Regions from separate parts of the Homo sapiens genome. Here region 1 is linked to region 2. Evidence: chromatin loops called from intact Hi-C (ENCODE). Cell type or tissue: chondrocyte. All regions are shown on one strand. Each heading gives the region's core, and the rest is flanking DNA. Links, peaks and the distances in the headings are about the cores only.

Region 1 (11,833 bases), core at 1,997-9,996, 460 kb before region 2:
TGAAAATTCACTATTTAATGGTATGTGACTCACTCTCTGAGCATCTTTCCCATGCAACCTTCAGGGAAGGAAGTGATGAGTGCTTCATTTTCAAAGGAAGAGATTATAATCAGCTGGGAAGCCTTCATGTGAAGCTGACGAAGTCAGACCTTGAGAGATGGGCATGACTTGGGCCAGTGGAGCAGAGAATAGAACATTTCAGGAGAAGGACTGGCATGAGCAGAGGCACAGAGGTGGGCCACATGAGGCTTTTTTAGGCAATGGCAAATGGATCAACCTGGCTGCACTGGATGGCTCCCATGGAGGAGCTATGGAGACAAGGTGAACAAAGGTGAAAACACCAGACCCTAAGGAGTAGCCCCTCACCCTGAGGCAATGCCACACCCCATCAGGGCCAAAGAGCTTTTTAGAAAGATTAATCCATTTGTAGTGGATGGAATGGAACAGGGAAATGGCCAAGTACGTAAAAGAGGCTAGAGAAGTCTAGGCAAAAGAGGATGCCCTGAAATCAGAGTTCTATGCTGTTCTATTTGCCACTCTACAACCAGTGTAGATCCCAGGGCCAGGCACAGGGTAGGTGCTCTGTAAATATTCAGCAAGTGAGGGAATGGACATGGGTTCTTTAAAAGATACATAAGGAAGTATGAGGAGTCTTGGTGATTTGGGAATCCATCTTGCTATTCTTCAGAGTCTAGCAATACCCTGCACTGATGAGAGGTCTCTTGTATTGGTCTTGACCAGGCTGACAGGACATGGACAAAAGCGAAGTAGGATTCCAACCAGGGAATGGCTGGAGATGTGCTGGTTGTCTGAACACAGGGTGACTTCTCAGGTAACATGCATTTTATAAGACAACAAAGCCACAGTGGTATAATGGAAAGAACCATCAAGGGCAAGGTGGTATAATAGAAAGAAACCATCAAGGGCAACGTGGTGTAATGGAAAGAACCATATTGACCTCAGTTTTTGGTCCTGCCCTTCAAATAAGTATGTATGTGACACTGAGCCAATAAGGTGCTTTCTACAGCTAATTTTTAGCACAGCTATACATTTCTATGACTCTACATTATCTCTCAAACAAATCTAAGCAAGACCCACAAGGCCAAAATCCTTAGTATGTCTGTTCCTTGAACCTTAGCTATTTCACAAAAATATACCCTAACACCACAGTATACATGGGCAGGGCTCACTTGAGGAGTAGACTGCAGTCTGATTCAAGTCCAAGTTGTTCCAGGTCCGTGATTAGTCTCCTGGGTAGCCCACAGCCTTGGTAGTGTCACTTTCTACAATTCATTATGTAACAACAACAAATTGGTAAATGCTGACAATATAGTTCATCATTGCATAAATATAGATTGTCCTTATATCTGTTCTGATGGAGAGTAAAGCTCAATGATTCTGCTCATTAATCTTGTTGAGTGGGGGTACAGATGGGCAAAGAGAGGTGGATGCAAGAGCTTGATTTACTTTTACAATGACAGGAAAAAAAGAACGAATAGCCTATGGGTCTGTTGTCCAACCAAAAGCATCTGTTAACATTAAAGATCACATACTTCAAGTTACCTTCCAGCAAAAAGGAAACACAGAACTTGAACAAGAAGCCAGATGACCAAAATGTCCCTTAACTTCTTATAGTTTTTTCCTATAATTAGCACCTGTTCATGAAATTGGAGAACATTTCAAATCTGGGTAGCTTAAGAATGAAGCACATAAAATTAAATCCTTCCGGATAAAGACTCACACTATGGTGACTTTGTCTTGGTTATTTTGTTTGCATAACCCGCCTTGGGAAAGTAAAGCAGGGGCATATTCTAGGGCTCTAAATCAAATTAACACCTACAAAATGTTGATGCCCAGTTATATGCTGTCAGGCAATTGCCCAAGACTCCAGATAGCAATGTCCATTCATGCCCCTGTAAGAGGTACCTGGATGGAATGACTTATTTTACAACTTCATTTTCAAAGTTGGTTCTCCACATACTTGTATTCCAAGTAATATAAAATTAAAAACATATATTAATCTACATTCTCATAACTTAATCATCCTTTGAGAGAAAATACATCACACTTGGTACTGTACAGTAAGATAGATTGTTCATAGAAAAAAATTCAAATACATTTCTTTTCTACTAAAATGTGGTGGGAAAAGGACAACCCATGCTTTGTGGAGACAGGTCTGCAGTCCACCTGTTCATTATATTCATATTTTCAGTCCAGGAGTCTCCCTAGTCACACAGAAATGCCACCAGTTGGCCTTAAAACACACTTGCTAGAGAGAGGGGAGGCAAACAGTCCTCCCAAATGATGCTGCAGCCTCAAACAGGCTTATCCATTCATATCTTCTCCACCACATTCTTATTAGGCATCAAACAGTCCCTTTAAATAAGAATGGTTTTAATAAGATATTAACAACTAAGTTTCCCATGGAATAAGAATTTCTAACTTAGGGTATCTCAGCACGTATTCCCAGTTACATATGCCCTACACAATTGCTTAAGTGGTAAGCAGTCTGAAAAACTCTCCTCCCTTTACCTCTTTGTGAATCTACAGCAGTCTTTTAAGATTGTTTTGCAAATGCTATATTCAAAAAGAGGTTTTTTTTTTTTCAAGTAAAGTGCATGGATTTCTCAGAAGTTGCTGTATTTTAAGAAGTGCCTCTTTAACCCCATAATGAGCAATCCTTATGTTGGTCAGAAGCAAAGCAGTTTTGTTTGCAATTGTAAATCTTGGCTCTCCTAGCCCAAATCTCACAGCCATCACCCAGGATCTCTGCCCCATATTTCCCTGGAAAATGTCCTAAGTCAAAACAACAACAACAACAACAACTTCATCTTTAGAAATAGGGTGCCTTCACAAATATGGGTAAGCCAACAGTTCATCGAATACTATAGGGAAAGAGAGAGAGAACGGGGATGAGACAGCAAAAACATTAAGACTTGTTCTCAGCATTGCTCTCCTCTCACTGGGCAGTGGCTGAAAACACCAGAAAAGTTGCATTAATAAAACTGCATATAGTCTAACACTGCACAGAGTGCTTTGATACAAGTATCCTCTTGCTACTTCATCTTTTCAATACATCTTTGCAAGGTTTGTTTTCAAAAAGACATTACAAGTTGGCAGGCTTCTGCTTATAAAAATCAATGAAATACTTTCCCTTCAACTCTATGAAACCTGCCATATACCTGAGATTTATTCTTCTCAAATAAATCAAACATAGGCAACGTAACACTCTGGAGTCAACACAGAACATGCCAGGGTGAGTTCAGGCAATGAAAGAACCACTTTTCTGCAAATACATGGTAGAATTGAAGACTGTTTGTAGCTGTCGATAATTTGTAAAAACATTTCCAATGTTCTTTGAACAAAAGATTTTGATTCAGCCAAGATTACAGAAAGGAATCATGACAAAGTCCTAAGTGTACCTTTGTGTGTATTTCATCTGCTCAGCTTTTGCAGGTGACTGTGGTGGTGGTTGCCTGGATATGGAATTCCTTTGCCCTCAAATCTTCACATGCATGAAGTGCAATAAAGAATAAAATGCTGTGTTTATGTCGCACCACTTCTAAGAGGTTTAAAGCGCCGTACGAATGTTACCACATGAATCCCCACAACACCCCTGTGAGGTAGGTAGGTGGAGAGTATTGTCATCCCCACTTTACAGGTGGGAGAAATGAGGCACCCAATAGTTAATAAGAGATTTGCTCAAAATCACACAGCTAGTCACTGGCAGGGCTTAGAATAAAATGTATACTGATTAGCACCTAGCACAGTGCTTTGCACATAGTAGGTGTTCGTTTAATATCTGTGGATTTTATTTGACTTATGTCTCAACATACAATATACACACATAAAGTACAAGCAGCCACCGTAAAACATTTTTCTGATGATATCTCTCATTACTTCAAATCCTGGTGGAGGAAGGAGGTTCAAGAATCCATCTCACAATTAAGACCTCAGGGTTGAAGAGGATCATCATAAAAACTATCAGCTGACAACCAGCTCTTACACCTGCTCTACCACACAATATTATTAATAGTTTTCTAATGAAAACAAAAATGGATTTCAGGAACCATGCTGACATTATTTTTTGCCTGTTTGTTTTCAATGGAGTCATCTGAATGGTTCTGTGTTTTGTTTGTACAAAAAAGAAATAAGGCTGCTATAGTCCAGTTAGCATGTGAAAACTCTGCCAAGCACGAAGATCTCCTCCCAGCTCGGATGGATTGCTACCTGGGAAAATGGACCGACCCAGGGAGTGGCAGGTCCCAAGGAAGAGGGTCAGTGAGGCTGGACGTCACTTGCACTGTTCGTGGTCTGTATAGTCATCCATGTCCACATCCGAATCAAAGAGTGAGTGTCCAGTAAAATCTGTGTCTGGGGTTCTGGAAAAACTGTTTTCTGCTCCCTCATCTTCAAAGGTCTCTGTCCTTGAGTAAAAGCTAAAATCCAGCAGCGGGGTGTGGGTTTTGCTGCCTTCGCTGCTCTCCTCAGACTCATAGATGGTATTGTCATCATCGTGGTGCCACTCTGGCCAAAATTTCCTCCTTATCCTCTCACAGTACATGGCAAGGTTGATCAGCTCACCTGCAGTGTGGTAAGGAAAGCAAGGATTAGTTCTCAAAGGCAGCAGTCTACCACTTCTATGGTCTGTGTTGCCCCAAAACTCCAATGTTGAAATCCTGACTCCCAATGTGATGGTCTAAGGAGGTGGGGCCTTTAAGAGGTGGTTCGTTCATGAGGCCCAAGCCCTCATTCGTGGTACTAGTACCTCATAACAGAGGCCTGAGAGAGCTGCCTTCCCCCTTTTACCATGTGAGGACACAGCAAGACAGCACTGTGTCCAGGAAGCAGGAAGTGGTCCCTCCCCCAGGCAGGCCCTCGCCAGATCCTGAATGGGCCAGAGTCGTGATCCTGCATTTCCCACCATGATCCTGCATTTCCCAGACTTTTCCAGACTCCACAACTGTGAGAAATACATTCCTCTTGTTTACCAGCAAACAAGTTTATGGCATTTTGCAACAGCGGCCCAAACTATGACATCCAGCCACTAGGCTTTCTGGGAAACTGGAATAACGGGGAAGGTAAACATTAACAGTATTTTTCCATAGAGATACTGTGAAAATATTTAGGTTTTTATGCACATAATAAAAACGGTGAGTGAGAAAAGTTACATTCAGTGAGTGTGCTGAATGAAATGAAGAAGTGAGTCCGATGATGATGAGAAGTGGCAAGGTAGTTTATCCAAAATGGCAGATAAACTACCATCATTTGGCTTTAGGAAGCATTTTATTATTTTATGTTTACATATCAAGAGAGCTAATGCTGTGATTGGTTCATATATAAATTAATTTATATTCCATAAAAATACGTCAAACTGTTGGTTGCATTAAGTCAGCCAGAAGTAATCATTTACTCCACAAATTTTCGCAGTGTTGCTGTGGGCTGAGTACCATGCCAAGCAGCTGAAAAAAGTTATGTTAGGACATAAACCTTTCCCCCCAAAAAATCCATAAAATGGATAACTCAGAATTGTCTTTATGGATAAGTGTGCCTGCAAACACACTTAGTATAAGATATTTTTAAATTTTTACATGAAATTGAACAGCGGTACTCAGGATCCGGGTCCCACTCGGTCACTAGATTACTTCTTTTTTATGTGAATCAAAAGAACTCTTGTGTTAAGTCACTATTACTGTCTAGGCATTTGTCTGAAACATGCCACTCTACCTGGCCTTCATTTCCTAATTCCAAATGAAAAAGAAAGAGGGTGAGTTTCTCCCTGTGATCCAGCAGATGGCAACATTGCTTATAAATATATGATTTGCTACTATCTCTTATAGGACATTATTACTCTAAGAATGTCTTTGGATTTGAGTTATATAAACATTCACTTATTGTGTAAACAATCCATGTTTTAGTGCAGAAAATTAGAAAAAACAGATAAGCAAAAAATAAAAGCATTACCAATAATCGCATTCCCCATAACATTTTCATTTATGTTCTTCCAGAAAGGTACATATTTACATATACATTTACATATATTTACATGTGCTATATAGGATTTACTATATATTCTTTTTCCTATCCTATGTTTTTCCACTTAACAACGTATAATAAAAATCTTTGAATGTCACACTCTGATCACAGTGATAAGTGCACACTATGTTATATGGCTGTACCATAGCTTCAGTTTGTCTTTATGAATCCCCTATCACAGGTCGTTTAGGTTGTTTCCATATTAATGGTTCTGTTGATTATAGTCTGTCACTACTCTATCTTATTTTTCTGTTAAGGAAAATAACATATTCTCATTTTGGAAAATTAGAATTAGTCTGTATAGACAAACTGTACAAATACATAAAGAAGAAAACAAAAAGTACCCATGATTTCATCGATCCAAGATAATCACAATTAACATTTTGGTGTAACTTCTTTCAGTATTTTTTCTATTTACCTATTGCCATTATTATTACATATTATCTCCTGTAACATTATTGTAAACATTTTCTCATGTTAAAATTTTTCAAAACTTGATTGCTGTTTTACTTACATCCCCTGCAAAACATAACAAAGCAAATCCCCCTGCTTCATGGATCCCATGGACATGTACTGGCTCCAGGTCACCATTTCCAGTCTTCTCAAATTATAACAGCTCAACCCCCACTATGTAAAAATCTATTCTCTTCTAGAAGATATCTGTGCACATGCTCAGGAGCCAGAAACTGAGAAGTCAACACCATTGCTCCTTTTGAGGAGATGCAGCATGGAAAACCTTCACTTACTTTCTCCCTTATGGGGACAGTCATGAAACGCCTCACCAGGTATTGCTGCCAATCCCAGGGGACCAAGAATTGAATAAAGATGTGAGGGCAGCAGCAAGAGAAAAAAAAAATATCTAATTGGGGAGGTAAAGAGACATCAAAGATGAAATACAGTCACTTCACAGTAGGACCTGGGGACAGCCCTGTTTGACTCAATCAAATCCATTCCTTACTAGCTTTTCCTACAGAAAATCAGAATCTATTCACAAGATCCACAGGATCTATGAATATCACTTCATTGATGGCCTTTCTTTCTACAGGCTTGTTTCTTCACCTTTCTCCAGAAGAGGTGTCTGCTCTGTGATCATGTGACATTAATACCACTTCAGTATGCAATAATAAAAAGTAATAATCATAATAGCAGACAGTTACATAGTCCTGACTGTGTGCCAGGCATGTAAAGTGCTTCACTCACCTGTTGAATTCATATTAACCTCGTTAGTCCTCATGCCCTTCACCTCCACTCAACTCTCTACTGATGAGCTGACAGCATGGCCTGGGAATTAATAGTATTGCACTACCTGTCATGGAATATTTTTCTGTAATTATTCTTGAGGTCTCAAGACTTATGAGGAGACAGGTGCCACCCCTTAATGGCAATGAGCTATCATAAAAGAAGTGATCATTCCAACATGTAGTTGAGAAAGGGTTTGCTTTGATGAGCAAGAGCTGGGAGCCCACACACTCCTCAATTCCTGCCCATGATAAAGAGTGAAACAGAGAGTGGACATCTATAGTTGGGTTTTATCTTTTTCTGGCTTTGCCTATCCCTTTCTGTGGCTAGATTCACCATCAGCTGAGCCACTTAACATGCTACTGGACAAAAGAACAGAAAAAGTTGGCAGCAGAAACAGGTTGTGTGGAGTGTCTGTGTGTGTGTGTGTGTGTGTGTGTGTGTGTGTGTGTGTGATAAGCCTGTGTTAATATAAATGCCTATACAGGCCGGGCACACTGGCTCATGCCTGTAATCTCAGCACTCTGGAAGGCTGAAGTGGGCGGATCACCTGAGGCCAGGAGTTCGATACCAGCCTGGCCAACATGGCGAAACCCCATCTCTACTAAAAAATGCAAAAAGTAGCCGGTTGTGGTAGCAGGCGCCTGTGGTCCCAGCTACTTGGGAGGCTGACGCAGGAGAATCACTTGAACCAGGGAGGCAGAGGCTGCAGTGAGCCGAGATCCTGCCACTGCACTCCAGCCTGGGAGATAAGAGTGAGCCTCTATCTCAAAAAAAAAAAAAGCCTATACAGAAGACATAAGTTTGCAAAATAATAGAAAAACTGCATTTCTTCAAAGTGTACTCAACAATCGGATAACAGTTTCATCTACTTGACTGGTAAAAAAAAAAAAGTCTGATAACATCCAATGCTGATGAGGATGTGGAGGGTCAGGCATTGTACTACATGGCTGGCAGAGGCATACATTGCTATAACCTGTTTTGGAAAGTAATCTGATGTTATCTATCAAAAATTTAAATGTGCATATCTCTTGGCCCAGGATTTCACTTTTAGTACTCTATTCAACTATAATAAAAGCAGTGGTATGTAAAGATATATGTACATGGATATCAAATGAAGCTTTTTTAAGCAAAAAAAGAGAAGTAAATGATGAAAACAGCCTGAATCTCCATCAATAGGTATTGATGAAATAAATTAAGGTGCATCTATGCTATAGAATATTGTGAAGCTGTTAAAATGATATGATATTCTGTTAAGTGAAAAAAACAAGTTATAGATAATGTGTATAGTATAATTCCATTTAGTTTAAAAACAGTGAAAACAAACAAACTGAAACACCTAGATATGCTATGCAAATCTGTACATGAAAAAGGCACAAAAGGATTTACATTAAATCCTTAATATTGATTATTCTGTGGAAATAATATTGGACATGGATGAGGAGAAGGCCATAAACTTTTTAAACTATACCTTTGTAATTCAACTTACTGTAACCATCATGTATTACTTTTCAAATTTAAAAATCCAATAAAATCAATTGGTAAGAAACAAAGTGATATTCTCAGACAACTTGAGAGGATATTTATCAGAAAGCCGAATGCCCCCCTACCCAGAAGATAATCCCAGATAGAATAAAGAACCTTTCTGTTAAAGTTTCTCAAATGGAAATGCCCTCCCTGCTCTTCAAATAAAGTGATGTATTTTATATTCCTGTATTCCTCTAATTTCTCTAATAATCAAAACATTCTGTACAACTTGATGCTGAAAACATTGTCAACCAAACCCAGAATCCAGAAGTAAGGTTCTCCCAGCTGCCAATCATACAAGGCAGGAATGTGGGTGAGAGAGAAGCATGCCAATGTCTCGCAGCAGCACCTGCCAGCCCTTGGTCACGAACCAGCAATAACTTGGAAAACATAGGCCAACATCCAAACACACTCATTTGCTCTACAGGTATTTACTCAGCACCTCCCTGTTCCAGATCCATGCTAGGCGCTGACTACACCCTTGGTTGCTCCTTTTAGCATCTGTCATGCAGGCATGGAGGACACTGAGCATATATCCTCTTCAGAAAAGTTCCTAAAATACTTGAATACTGTAATGAAAACACCCCCTTTGCCTTGTCTCCTCGAAGCTAAAAAATATTAATTCACAGATCTCCAAATACAAAAACAGGCCAAGGTAATTCGTTCCAGCCCTTTCCTGAAACCCAAATCTCCTCACGACAACCTCTTCCTGAACACTTCCCTCCAGATGGAGAATAGTAAGAGTGCAGGAGTGAGGAGATATTTACATGCTGGTCAAGGAGATGCAGCATTTTTTCCACTTTTTAATCTATCAAGTATTAAGTAAAAAGGACATTCAATAAAATAAATAATTGCTGGTGAAAGTTGCTGAATGAGGTTTTTCCTAGAGCACAGAAGGTTGAGCTCCTCCTAATTCAGAAAATAGCATTAAGGTCTGTGGTTTTGATAGGACTCTGGAGGACATGCAGACACGCTGCAGAGCTCTTGACCCATCATGGCTTCAATTTCACTTTTCTCAGCTTTCTTAAGCTCTCCACATCTGTTTTAAGGAGTGCCCCAATCCACATGCAATTCTCTGATAAGATCCCTGATGAAAATATCAAATCTAACTCCACATTAGGAATGTTGCTAATAATAAAACTGAGATTTTTTTCAGTATAAAATGGCAAAAATTTCAAAATAAATTATATTCAACCCTAATCAAGGAGCAAAAATTGGAAGTACTTTCAGACTTTGCTCATGAGAATATAAATTGTATAATCTTTCTAGAAAGCAATTTAGCCATGTAGACCAAGAGCTTATGCCCTTTGAGACAGTAATTACCGAGCAAGAAATGTAGCCTAAGGAAATAATCAGAGATGAGCAAGAGTATATATTTATAACAATATTCACTATAGAATATTAGTAAAAGTTATTTAAAACAACCCACAAGTCCAGAAATAGATTAATCACATAAATTACCATATAGCCATAGGATAGGATATTATGCAACTATTAAAAATACCATTTTGAAGAATATTTCATGACAAGGGAAATGGCCAAAATACAGTTAATTTTAAAACTTTAGGTTATAATTGTATCAACATTATGATCCCAGCTTAAAAAATATATATATACATACTTACATTTGATAAAAGATTACATACATACCACAATATCAGCAATTGTTCTCTGTGAAAAATGGTGTCACAAGTTATTTTTTATTCTTTTAAAACTTTTCTATCTTTTCTAAATTTTCTTCAGGAAGCAAATTATTATTCATATTTATATGTCTATCTAGATAGACATATGCATACATATGTATATTCAAAGCCTGTCCTCCTGCTCATCTAACTGAAGGAAAACTTCATACTATTCTACATGGTTCCAGAAGTAGCTTGTGTGGCTTTATAAATAATATGTTGGACCAAAAAACTAATATTCATCCAAACACACTCACAATGAGGCAAGGCCAGTGGTGCTTCTGCCGTTCCAAAGCTAAAGCAGAAAACTGCCTGAATCCGAGCCACTTACATGCCTGGGTTTCACCCAGTTCTAAAATCTCCAGGCTACTTGTTTCTACTTAACCCTTCTCATGTTACTTCTTGAGAAAGTCTCTACCACAGAGACAGCAAAGGCAGGGAAAGAGGTTGAGAGCAAATTACAGCAGTAGTAGTTTGGCTGCATGTTATCAGCTCCCCTCCAAAGATTTAGAAGGGGTATGGAACTAATGCCTAAAATGGGATTTAGAGATCCCTGTGGACTTTAATAATTCATGCTACACCAGCACCCAGGGAAAGCTGGAAGCTACTTTAAGAATCAAAGTACATACAACAATGTGCCAAAAGCCCCGTGCAGATGATGGTGTCAGATTCCCCAGATGTGCATGAGGCCCAAAATCAATCCTCCAAAAGGCTGATCATTTCTTTTAAAAGAACACTAAATGCCTCAAGTCCTTTCAGGAAGTAATAGAGAAAAGGGCCAAATCACAACAAAAAATGCATCATTTCTGAAAGAAAAAATTCTGTAGAGTCTGTGAGTTCTACTGATAATGGGGTCCCTAAATACTTCAGACTAAGTAACAGATGACCACAACAGTGTGTGTGTGCACATTTGTATGTGTATGTACACACATATGTGTGTATGTAGGGATGTGTTTGGGTAGAAGTGTAGGTATATCTGTACAAGTGAGTGTGTGGGGGGTTGTATAGAGCATGTGAGTAGATGTGAGTGTGTATATACATGTGGGTGTGTAAGGGTGGTATGGTAGGAGAACGGAGGGAATAAAGTAGGAAATAATAGGAACAGAGAATGGATATAAAACACAGCCCTAAATGAACTAAAAGGAATCAACATCTTTTAGACGACTATGGAAAATGTGATTAAATTAAAGGGAAACTAATATTTTAAATGCCACGAACCTCACCAATGTGATAACATATTTAGTTTAGAGAAGTTCCAATGTATTGCAAAACAAGGAACATCCTCATAATGACCATTTAGGAAATTAAATGACAGTCCATACTATCCCTAGTCCCACCCAGCTGAACTT
Region 2 (11,833 bases), core at 1,574-9,573:
TGGCACGTGATGTCAGAGCCAGATCCAAGCCCTCAGCTTACCAAATAATTTCAAGAATTTAACTGAGATGGTGCAGCCTTGTACTATGTGTGGGACAATATTCCATCTCTGTTTTGTGAAGTTCTATGTATTTTTTGTCCTGAATGCGTGTAACCAATGAATGTTTTCAGTAGAGGACGCCATCCGTGTCATGCCATACCTATGTACTGAGAAAGTTGGCTGCAGTTGAGTTCTTGCCTGCAAATACTGTGTGCAATGGTAGAGCCATGGCACTACCTCATGGATGGCCTAGAACAGGTGTATTGTGTTCCTGGGTAGGAAAAAGCAAGCCACGGCTGTGAGTCTGGTGAAATAGGCACTGAGCAGAACATATTAGCCAAATCTGTGGATGTGAAGTATCTACTATTTGCTTACTGCGTGGTGTCAGTAATTCCAACACTATTGAGTATAAAGACCTTAATGGGTGATGCCTTGGCAATAAGGTTGTGATAATTCACCATGAGATGCCTTTTGTTCTTTCCCCAGTTGTAAGAATAGGCCAAATTGGGTTGTTGTATTATTGAGAAATGGAGAAGCAGTGGGGATAGTCACATCTTCTCTAAATAGGTCTTGAATAATGGGTTTCAATCTTTGAAGGCCCTGTTTTAATTTATACTGGGCCCTAGTAACTTTTAACCAGAGATAGTGGGGAGGTTCATGGGCCCCCTTTTTATCAAGCATTTCATAAGTGCCAAAAGACTTAATTAAATTTTAATTTATTACTCATTGGGTCAGAGTTTCCATGCCCATCATGGGATATTTTATAGCAATGGGGGCTATGACTATGTGGAATTTAGGTTAAGGTGAGGCATACCTGTTTGTCTTCTAGTTTATGTTCAGTGACTCCCCTAAGATTATAGAAGATAATCTTGTTTAAATTCATGGGATCCCCAGGTAAAACTGTAATTTGAGCTCCAGTGTTGATTAAGACCATGAAGTTTTGCCACTTGGTGCATCTCAGCAGATATTAAAGTTAATTCAGAACCTATATTATGAGGCGCAAAAGCCAGTCAGTCTCCTTTTATTTTCTTGTTGTATAAATTCTTTTAATACATTTTGTATTCCCAATTGGGACCAAATTAATTGTAGTGGTTCTAATTGTGGACCTTTGTTTCAGGTTTTTGTTTCTCCCACTTGTGTCTCCCTCCGTCCCTTTCTCTCTCTCTCTCTCTTTTATTACTGGATATATTTTGGTGGGAGAGGTGGATCCCCTCTCCCTGCTTATATTTACTGTATAAGTTTCTTCTTTCAGAGTATCAAATTAGTTTTCTCAGGATTAGGGGCTGCCCATGGATGTGGTTGCATTTTTGGATTAAGGCCCCTGGATTAAGTTGGGTTTGAATGAACTCTATGACTGTGCCATGGGTACCACGGGTGATTTTCCTGTAACCATGAGGATCAGGATCATTTTAACAATAAAGGCATAGGCAGTAGTAGCATAAAGACATTTTGTAGGGTCCTGGTGAGCCAGCCATTTTTGAAAGTGTGACCTCAGCATGCCTCATGATGACTGCTCTTTCTCCACACAGTGAAGATGCAGTGGACCCATATATTGCACAGGTAATTGGTCTTTTCCTGGAAGCCTCTATAGAGTAGGAGACAACAGTGGGTTGAGACACACAACCAAAGGTCATAGGGTAATAGTTGTTTTCCAGAGTCTAATGTCAGTCATGGCTTATGCTGGAATCAAGTCAGAGTATTTAAACTGAGATGTACATATAAGTGAAGCCAAGACGTATGACCCAGGGCCACTCTAATGAGGGCCCTAGTCCCATGCTCTGTCCCCAAATGCCAATTATAGAAATTTCTGACTTAGATTGGTTGAATCTAGAACAGACTCTGTAGGACTCAGCAAATGCAAGATGAAGCAGCACAGCCAGTTAGCAAGCTAAAGCAAGAGAAGAAAGACACCCTTATGGTAGTGGTCATTACTCAGACACACTGCTCACAGCACCAATTAATGTTACCCTCCAGAGGTGGGATGGACACCTGCCTTCCCTCTGCCTCTTTGGATGTCAAGAATGATGACATCACACATGCATCAAGAGAGCACGTAAAGATTTATTGCTCATATAATGAAGCTTTTTGGAAGATTAGGGCAGGCTCTTAGGCAGGTCCAAAAATGGCTTGAGAGTGCAGGGAAAGGAGACTGGTTTGTGGTTTATTGTGGTTAAAGGTTAGGGCTGAGGTGAAGGTTCCCACATGTGGGTTGGGGCTTGCGTTGTTTGAACATCCCACCAGTACCAAAAGAGGGAGTTTATCAGCTTACCCAAAAGTAGACTGGAAGGGGAAGAGAGTGTCCTGGAGCTTGAAAACTCTCTGTAGACAAACATCAAAAATTATAGATACAACCACAATTGGAAAGATAGATTTACAAGGAAACATTATATATGACCCTAAGACAATGATTTTGAAAAACTAGAGAAAATGAATTATTTCCTAGGAAAACACTAGTATTGATTCCCCACAAAATATAAAATCATGATGGACCAATCACTGTAGAAGAGATCAGAAAAGTAAAGATCTATCATTACAAAGGCACCAAGCCCAGATAGTTTTACTACTAAGGACTAGCCAACTTGTAAAGATCAGTTAACTCCTAGATGAAACTAATCTAGAATTATAAGATGACAAAAATTACATAAATGCAAAGTCATTGAAGAAAAGGTTACTACCAACCTAATCCAGCAGGATAGTAAAAGAAAAATCACTTCATAGAGTTTATTTCAGGAATCAAAGAATGGTTCAAGATTAGAAATCTAGCAATAGAAATATCCATACTAATGAATTAAAGGAGAGAAACCATCTAATTATTTCAAGTTACTTCAAATATGATAAAATTTAGTAGTTACTCCTTATAAAAACTCTAGGAGTGGATGAAAATAACTGAAACACAGTAGAGATGAATTACCCACAGTCAATAAAAACTACATTAATTGGTGAAATACTTGTGGGCACTTCTATTAGTAATTAAACACTAAATTACTTAGTAATTAGTGCTTGTTTAGAATTCACATTTCTGGTCCCTGGTCCCACCCTTGAGGTTCTTAATCAGAAGGTCTCCAACAGAACAGAGCTCAGTTTTCAAGTAACACTATTACATAGCATTGACTTAAAGATTCTTTATTCTTTAAATCTGCCACTCACAGTATTCTTTCAAGATTAGACACGAATTGGTAATTATTACAGATGACAGCCACTAATGCCAGATTCTTAAGTGGGAAAATGTGAGATGTTAGGTCTCTCTCTCTCTCTTTTTTTTTTTTTTTTTGAGGCAGGTCTTGCTTTGTCATCCAGGCTGGCATGCCGTGGCGTGATCACAGGGTTCACTGCAGCCTCGACCTCCCAGGTTGAAACAAATCCTCCCACCTCAGCCTCCTGAGTAGCACATGCCACCATGCCCAGCTAATTTTATTTTTTGAAGAGATAGGATCTTCCTATATTGCCCAGGCTGGTCTCGAGCTCCTGGGCTCAAGCGATCCTTCTGTCTTGGCCTCCCAAAGTGCTGAGATTACAGGCATGAGCCACTGTGCCTGGCCTGAGATGTTAGGTCTTTATGGGAGAAGCCAAGATGGAGGCGAGATTCGATAGGTCATGAACAAAGACAGAGCAGGTGGATGCTGCGTAGGGTGCAGGAGAATTATGGTCCAGGAGGCAAGTGGGAAGGGATGGCTTTGTGTGGACAAAAAGTAGAGAAATGCAAGAAATACATAGGACAATTTTTAGAAGTCCAATTCAAGAGTCAGAATGGTGGATAGATGACAAAAGGTGGTTGGTACAGCTCTTTTTGCTTCAGGAGTGAATGGTTTGACAAACTTCTTTAAAAATCGTTAAGTTTATCATAGTCGATGCAAATAGTAAATTCATTGCAGTCCAGGGGCTTCTGCTTGGCAATAAATTCCTCTAAAGTTATTTTTGAAGGGATGAGTCTTTGAGCTGTTGCCAAGGCTAGAAACAGTTTCCACTCTTGCTTTGATATCTTTAATGTGCTGACATTCGAATACAATATTTCAGATATGTGGAGAATGCAGGAAGGGATGGGCTGGGTATTGTGGTCACAGGAGTGACTGGATTGGAGCTGATGATACAAATGTGCCACTTCTTTGGGGATTCATGCTTTAGAGCAGTGTTTCTCATGATCCTGCTGTATTAGAACAACCTTAGATATTTCTTGAAAATTGAGCTCTGTTCTGTTGCAGACATTCTCATTAAGAATCTCAAGGGTGGGAGCAGGGACTGGAAATGTGAATTCTAAACAAGTTTCTCAGGTGTGTGTCCTAAGCACCCTCAAGCTTGAGATACTAGGAGAGATAAACAGCAGAGCAAATGTGCTCAGAGTGTTTTTTGTTTAAAATCTTGCTCCTTCACATTGTCTTTTTATTATGCTTTTATGTGATGTGTCTTTTATTCATAAAACACTTTTTATTTTATTATTATTTTTTAATACAGAGTGTCACCATGTTGCCCAGGCTGGTATCTGGCTCCTGAGCTCAAGCTCAGCCTCCCAAGGTGCTAGAATTATAGGCGTGAGCCACCGTGCCCAGCCACAATCTATTTTTGATGATAACAAGGAGTCCAGTTGTGTAATGTTCTTAGTCTGGTATCAAATTTGAAGACATGACTTGTAAACATTTGGCTACTCGACCCACACTGCCATCTAGTGAAATTTGTGTAAATTACAGCCAGCTGTAGCACAAGTACTTTAGCGTTGGGGAGTTTAGGGCTAGGCAATTCATGTATGATGCAAATGAATACACTTTCTGAATAGATGTCCTTTCACAGTGATTAGTCTCACTGTCAGGGGACCACGGCTATTACATTACAACGTTGCTTTGTAAGTATTTAGAATTTATTTGTTGGCTTTTTTCCCCCTTACATATTTTGTATCTGTCTGTTTGTCCATCCTAGTGGAGTTAGTTATAATTTGTTCAGAACATTATGAATAAGAACCCTAAGTACTTTCTAAAAATTTTACCTTTAATAAGTATGAGTTTTCATTGAAGTCAAAGACATTTTGTGAATAATTCTTTAAATACTTTTTGTTAATTTAAAGGGAAAAAAGGAAAAAAAACCCTCATATTAGGACATTTTTGAGAGAATACATACTAGATTTTAAAAAAATTGAAGCATATGAATTAATATTAGCATTTACATATTGTATAAGAAACATATACGTTTTAATAAAATTTACTATACTCTTACAATATTAGTATCAATCTGAAAATCTTCTAATATATGTTAGTAGTAAGTTGAATAAGATATTGAAATATTACAGATCCATAAGCTTAATATTATCTTGTGGTTCATGAGTAAAAACAATTATAGTTATTATTTAAGCTTTGTGAAAATATTCATGTGTATGGTTACATAGTCATATTTACGTATACATAATTATCTTATTACTGTCAAAGTATATGTAATGAAATCACAAATGTACTTCATTACTCTTACATAATTGCAGGTTCAGATATATAGTAACAAAAGTATTTAAGTTTTATAGATAATAAAGTATAATACAATCTTTTTCATAAGACATTTAGACCTAATAGAGATTGCTTTAATGATAGCTTATATTAAGATCTTCAGGTGTGGTGGCTCAAACCTGTAGTCCCAAAACTTTGGGAGGCCGAGGCCAGGGGATCACTTGAGCCAAGACCAGCCTGGGAAAAATAGTGAAACCTCATCTCTACAAAAGATACAGAAATTAGCCGGGTGTGGTGGTGCATGCCTTTAGTTCCAGCTACTAAGGAGGCTGAGGTGGGAGGATCGCTTGAGCCTGGGAGGCCAAGGTTGCAGGGAGTGGTGATGGTACCATTGCACTCCATTCAACCTTGGGCGACAGAATGAGACTTTGTCTCAGAAAAAAAAAATCTGGCTGTGATTAGGTTAACATCAAAAAAGTTCTGGACAAGAAAAAAGGGGTAAAGAGTCTTAACAGGGGTAATGGGATGAATGGTTCTCACTTCTTTATTTCCTTAAAATAGCTGAAATCCCAGGAATTGTATTGTTTTTTCTGATTTTAAAAGGATCACACACTGATGACTTTGTTTTGCTCCCTAGGTTTCCTGACACCTTGAAGATCACTTGGCACATTGTATGTGCTAAATAAATATTAGCTGATGAACCCGGGAGGCGGAGGTTGCAGTGAGCTGAGATCGCGCCACTGCACTCCAGCCAGGGCGACAGAGTGAGACTCCATCTCAAAAATAAATAAATAAATAAATGGATAAATAGTAAAAATATTTAGCTGAATGCATAAACGAATCATAAATGTTCAATATAGAGTGACTCCCTACTTTAATACTGTAGAGATAATCACTGTTAACAATTTGCTGTATATTTCTCTAAATTTTTAAATGCATACGTTAACCTGTATATTATCTTAGAAAAAAAGACTACATTCTATATACTTTTGCAACATTGTCTTTCGCTTAGCAATATCTATGCCAGTAGTAATATCTATATTTACCTCACTTATTGGACATATAGTATTTAATTATATGAAGATGAATAAGTCATCACATATCTAGTCAGCCTTCCTCTGGGATATTTGGTTTACTTCTGGTGTTTTTTATCTCCAAATATAAGCTATGGTGTAACAAACATCTGAGTAAATGTATTTCCATGTACAAAAATCTGTGTGTACAGTTGACCCTTGAACAATGTGGGAGTTAGGAATGCTGATCATCGTCCCCAACCCCGGGTCCCTATGCAGTAGAAAATTCATGTATACCTTTTGACTTCCCAAAAACTTAACTAATGGCCTACTGTTGACTGGAAGCTTTGCTGATAACAGAAACTGTCATTAACACATATTTTGCATGTTGTAGGTATCATCTACTGTACTCTCACAATAAACTAGTGAAAAGAAAATATTAAGAAAATCATAGAGATGAGAAAATATGTTTACTATTCATTAAGTGGAAGTGGATCAGCATAAAGGTCTTCATCCTTATTTTCTTCATGTTGAGTAGGCTGAGGAGGAAGAGAAGGAGGAGAAAGAACTGTTGGTCTTGCTGTCTTGTGGTGGCAGAGGTAGAAGAAAATTCCAGTATAGGTTGACTTGTGCAGTTCAAACCTGAGTTGTTCAAGGGTCAACCGTGTATATGTGTGTTTGTGTGTGTGTGTGTGTATAGATATATGAATATATATGCTATTGTTCAACTAGAGGACATATTCATGAAAGTGGAATTGCTGAGTCAAAGGGAATGTCCATTAAAATTGCTAAATATTGCTAAACTTCCCTCCGAAAGTATGTTAACAGTACAGGAATCCCTTTCCTCCAACACTTTTGTCAAAAGCAAATATAAATTTATCTTAATTGACATAGAAATGAATGGAATGATTATGATTATGATTATGATGAATGACATTTCTAATCTGAATATTCTGTGTTAAGAAAAAAATATCTGATGAGAAGGTGCTTAGCCTACTTTATAGGGATTTATGAAAATAATTTTTCCATGGTGGACTAGCTTTTAAATTTATACTGTGATTAAAGTTCCTTATTATCAAAGTTTTTGGTTGTTCAAGTTTAAACTAATGTAAGTTTGAAAACTCCAAATTATAAAATAATTTGTGGGGCTCACGTTGTTTCAAAGATTACAGTAATTTATTTTGCACATCACTTTTGAAAACCTAAACCTCTCAGTATAAACATAATAACTTTGTAAATAATGTTTAGTTGATCCTTAAGTAGACTATGTAATTTCATGGAGAAAAGTTTTGCATTTTATGAAAATAGAGTAATCATTAAGTAGAAAGGCATCAGTCTCACTTTGCAACCTTATTAAATATCAGTTACGACAGGAACACTTATACTTATTTCTGCTGCTAATTTTTCTAAACATTGGACAAATATATTAAATTGTAAGAAAAAAGGACAGATAAAGTAAGACTTTTTTGGTGTGCTTATTTTCTTGGCCTTGCAGTTTGGTGAGAAGGCGACTGGAATATTTGCATGTTGTATTGCATAATGAGACCAACACAAAATGATTGCAGCTCATGTAAAAGACAGGGTGGCATGTTTTCAGTTTTAATGGGGACACTCAGAAAAGTTCCAATTCTTCCTGACATTTCTTATAGCCAAATAAACGTGGTCTAGGTTGGAGTGTCTATTATGAAAATAAGAGGAGAGCAAGTCAATTATATTTCAATGACTGAATAGCCAGGGGTCCTCATTAAAATGATCAGAAAGATTGCAGTGTTGCTCTCCTCTGTGTAGCCACTGATTAAGTTGTATAAGAATGACATGGCCTTTTGGGGAGCAAGCCAGAGGATGTCTTAGTATCTGGAGCCAGAAATTGTTGACCCTTTTGAGAGAGAAATGTGTGCTACCTTAAAACAGAAAAATATTTTTTCTCTTATTGGATGATGAACTTTGGAATTAGGTATATGAAATTAGTTACGGCTATTGTATAGAAGCTTTAATTTGTGCTATGCTGTAAGAAAAATGCCCTTGAATAAGATAATGATGAAGATACATCTCTTTACATTTATCTCAGTCAGTTAGATCTATTTCACTAGAGTAACGTCTACAATGCAAGTGAATGAGTGTGTTTAAGAAATAGTTTACAAATTCACTACTATTCTTTTCCTTTTAAAATTTCTACTTATCTGTTTGTGTGTATGTGTGTTGGGGGAGGAGATAAAAGTCTTCTGAGGAAAATTATCATTGTTCTTCCTTTTGGACTCACATGCAAAGAGACAATACAGTTTAATATTGTTTTATATAGCAATACAGCTTAAGAAGATCAAACCCATTGCTTAAGAGAACAGCTTGACTTTCATATTTTTTTAACAGGTGAAAATAAAAGCGCCAGATTCTGCAAGGTCTCTGTAGTCAAGATTCCTATGCAACCAAACTCCTCAGTAGGCATCTCGTACATGTTAAGATCGGAAGGCCCGAGAGCCTTCAGTAAGTGGAACTTTTAATACTATATATATATATTTTTTAATGAGAAAAGGCTTACAAAATTTACAACTAGGCTCAAGCTCATTTTATAAAGCAACTGAGTTTTTAGTTTTCTCATAGCAATGAAATGAACTATGATTTTGTTTTCTGACATTGTCTATCTTTTTTCAACCCATCAGTTGTATAAATTGTATTTTAATTGATTACCTATGATTTGCCTAACATTTTAAGAGGAAGATGTCAACATTATAACCATAAACAGCACTAAGACCAAAATATATCAACCTCAGTTGATGTGTTTCAAATAAGTAAAACAAAATTCCATTTAATAGTCACATTAGTTAAAATAATTATTCCAAGATTTCTTTTTGTGCATGTGGTTATACAAACTCTTCTTTTCTCTCTTTCTTTTTTCTAGCTTGACTCTTTAACCCAGTAAAAATACTAAAACCCATTTATTAATCTAGTTGTGGAACAAAAAGGAGAACTGTAGCCAAATTTTATTCTCAATCAGGCTTCATAACATCATTTATAATTAAAATTACCTAATATAAATGTTCTATATTTAATATTATGTTATGAATATCATCATTCCTTATGATGGAGTTGGGGTGGGCAGTTACACATTTCAAGTGATTTAAATGTTTTTAGATTGATTTTCCTGATACTAGTCAATGAAAGTGCAAGTCAGGAATCTTTAATGTTGTAGTGTTATAATTTCACCTTTACTAAATAACCACACTGCAGAGTTGACTGCACTATCAAGCAGGTTTCAAAATAACAGTTTGAGAAAAACAGGGTTATCATGATGCCTTTTTTTTTTCCCCCGGTGGCTATTCTGACATGCAATTCACTGTGAAAGAAAGAATATAATGGGTTGCCGCCTGGATTAAAGGAACCCAATTATGTGCCTCTCAAATACACCACAGAGTTTAGCAGTGCCCAGATTTTATAATAGTATCATTCTGCCCTGTAGTTTTCATCTAATTTATGAAAAATAAATTAGATGAAAATTTGCAAAATGTGTATCCTTTCTGTATTCAAAGGGAATAAAATGTCTATATAAAGCATTAAAGTAGGTTTTCATTTTTATATCTACGTTAAACAGGATCTCGCATGGTATGCAACATCATGTGAGTAAAGGTAAGAGACATGATTTAGTGTTAGACCAGTGCCAGTGTTCACTAGGAAATGTGAGAACTGCCTGGAGAACATATGGGAGAGAGAGATTAGGGAAGTATGTAGCTCCATCACAAAACAACAGCATTTCAGGGGGATAAAATAATACGATGCAGTAACTGTGAATGCATGCATGTTTAGACATTGTAAATATTGTTATGTTGCATTGGTGATGGTTTGTAATCATTGCTGTCTTGTTTACTGCTCCTTTGAGTCATTTTTCCCTTTCAAGCCTACTGTTAGGGATTCTAGTACTCAAAAGTGTGCTGTGGACATCAAAAGGTTGAGAGGCATTGCTCCATGCTATAATTCATTTTCAAGAATAAAAACCAGTTTGAGGGAGAAGGGTTCTTTCATAATGATATAATCAAATAAGTTTTGGAAACAAATAAGTTAAATAGATTTCTGAATTGTGGGATTTCTTAAAGTTTTAAATTTTCTAATGAGCATTTTTATTCTGGGTAAGACATTTAGATTTTCTGAAACATATTTAGCCTTGGATTCCTTTTCTTTTTCTTTTTTCTTTTTTAAGGAACAAGTAGTTTTTGGTATGCAGTTTGGGAGGCTGAAGTGGGCGGGTCAGGAGTTCGAGGCCAGCTTGACCAACATGGTGAAACCCCATCTCTACTAAAAATACAAAAACTAGCTGGGCGTGGTGGTGTGCACCTATAAGCCCAGCTACTCAGGAGGCTGAGGCAGGAGAATCACTTGAACCCAGGAGGTGGAGGCTGCAGTGAGCTGAGATCACACCACTGCATTCCAGCCTGGGCGACAGAGCGAGACTCTGTCTAAAAAAAAAAAAAAAAAGTATCATTAAGTTTATTATCTCAAGTATTTTCAAGTATTTTTAACTGTGTTATTCAGTAGCGTGAAGTATATTTACATAGTTGGAAAGCAGATCTCCAGGACTTTTTCATGTTGCAGAACTGAAGCTCTATACCCATTAAAAATCACTCCTCATTCCCTTCTTCCCAGCTTCTGGTGCCTGGGAAGATTTTTAAACAATACATATCCCAGAGCTTCTCACCTCCAGAGATTCTGATTTAAGTTTTCTGAGGATAAATGTTTTTAAAGATCTTCAGGTAATTCTACTGTACAGCTGGATTTGAGAATGGTTGAATATCACGCTTTTTGTGTGTTTATTTGATTTAATCAAACACACTTATTAAGAGCTGGGGGCTGGGGCTAGAGCAATATATGAGCTACAATCCTTGCTGTCTGGGAACACAGTCCACAGAGGGGACAGACTAGAAGGCAATCAGTATACCTGGTGAGAACTGCCATGGTGGAGCAGTGAATTGGGACCCCAGGTAGCAATGAGGAGGGAGTGACTATCCAGAACAATTTCTCACTGAGCTAATGTTTTGAATAGCCTGGTACTGAATACTGGCAGAGCCTAGAGATGGAATTTAATATACCAGAGCCACTGTACAATTTTAATTCTGAGATGAAGGAAGACTATATTTACAAATAGACTGTATTTACAAATATACTTTGGACACATGTTTTTGACACTAAGTGTTAGACACTCATGGCATTTTCTACTCCTGATACTTTTGTAGGCTTTCTATATATGTGGTTGTTCACTTCTTTCTCAAATTTAAAAACACTTAAATTTTTTATTATTCTTAACGAATTATTCCAACATATACCAATAAGTTCAATTCCATGCTAAGAAATAAACTATGGATATGATTACTA

Evidence for each region. Peaks named below come from ENCODE experiments on the same cell type or tissue, not always from the same donor. Only the 100,000 strongest peaks of a DNase experiment are listed, where the experiment ranks them.
Region 1: a loop joins it to region 2, with 2.9 times the contacts of the local background. A loop is called at or near these places in 3 of 110 quality-filtered maps.

What each region holds. Positions count from the first base shown.
Region 1 is chr6:99,276,870-99,288,702 of GRCh38, forward strand. FAXC (failed axon connections homolog, metaxin like GST domain containing) reads right to left here. Exons shown (of 6, transcript NM_032511.4): 6 at 1-4,584. The coding sequence ends at 4,295. Among named protein-coding and RNA genes, the nearest start is that of FAXC, 67 kb to the right of the region's middle. In chondrocyte, for the core only: CTCF peaks have their summits at 5,797 (motif pointing right) and 6,000; no DNase peak of the experiment used is centred there.
Region 2 is chr6:99,741,781-99,753,613 of GRCh38, forward strand. No RefSeq gene overlaps it. Among named protein-coding and RNA genes, the nearest start is that of PRDM13, 140 kb to the left of the region's middle. In chondrocyte, for the core only: CTCF peaks have their summits at 4,697 (motif pointing left) and 4,908; no DNase peak of the experiment used is centred there.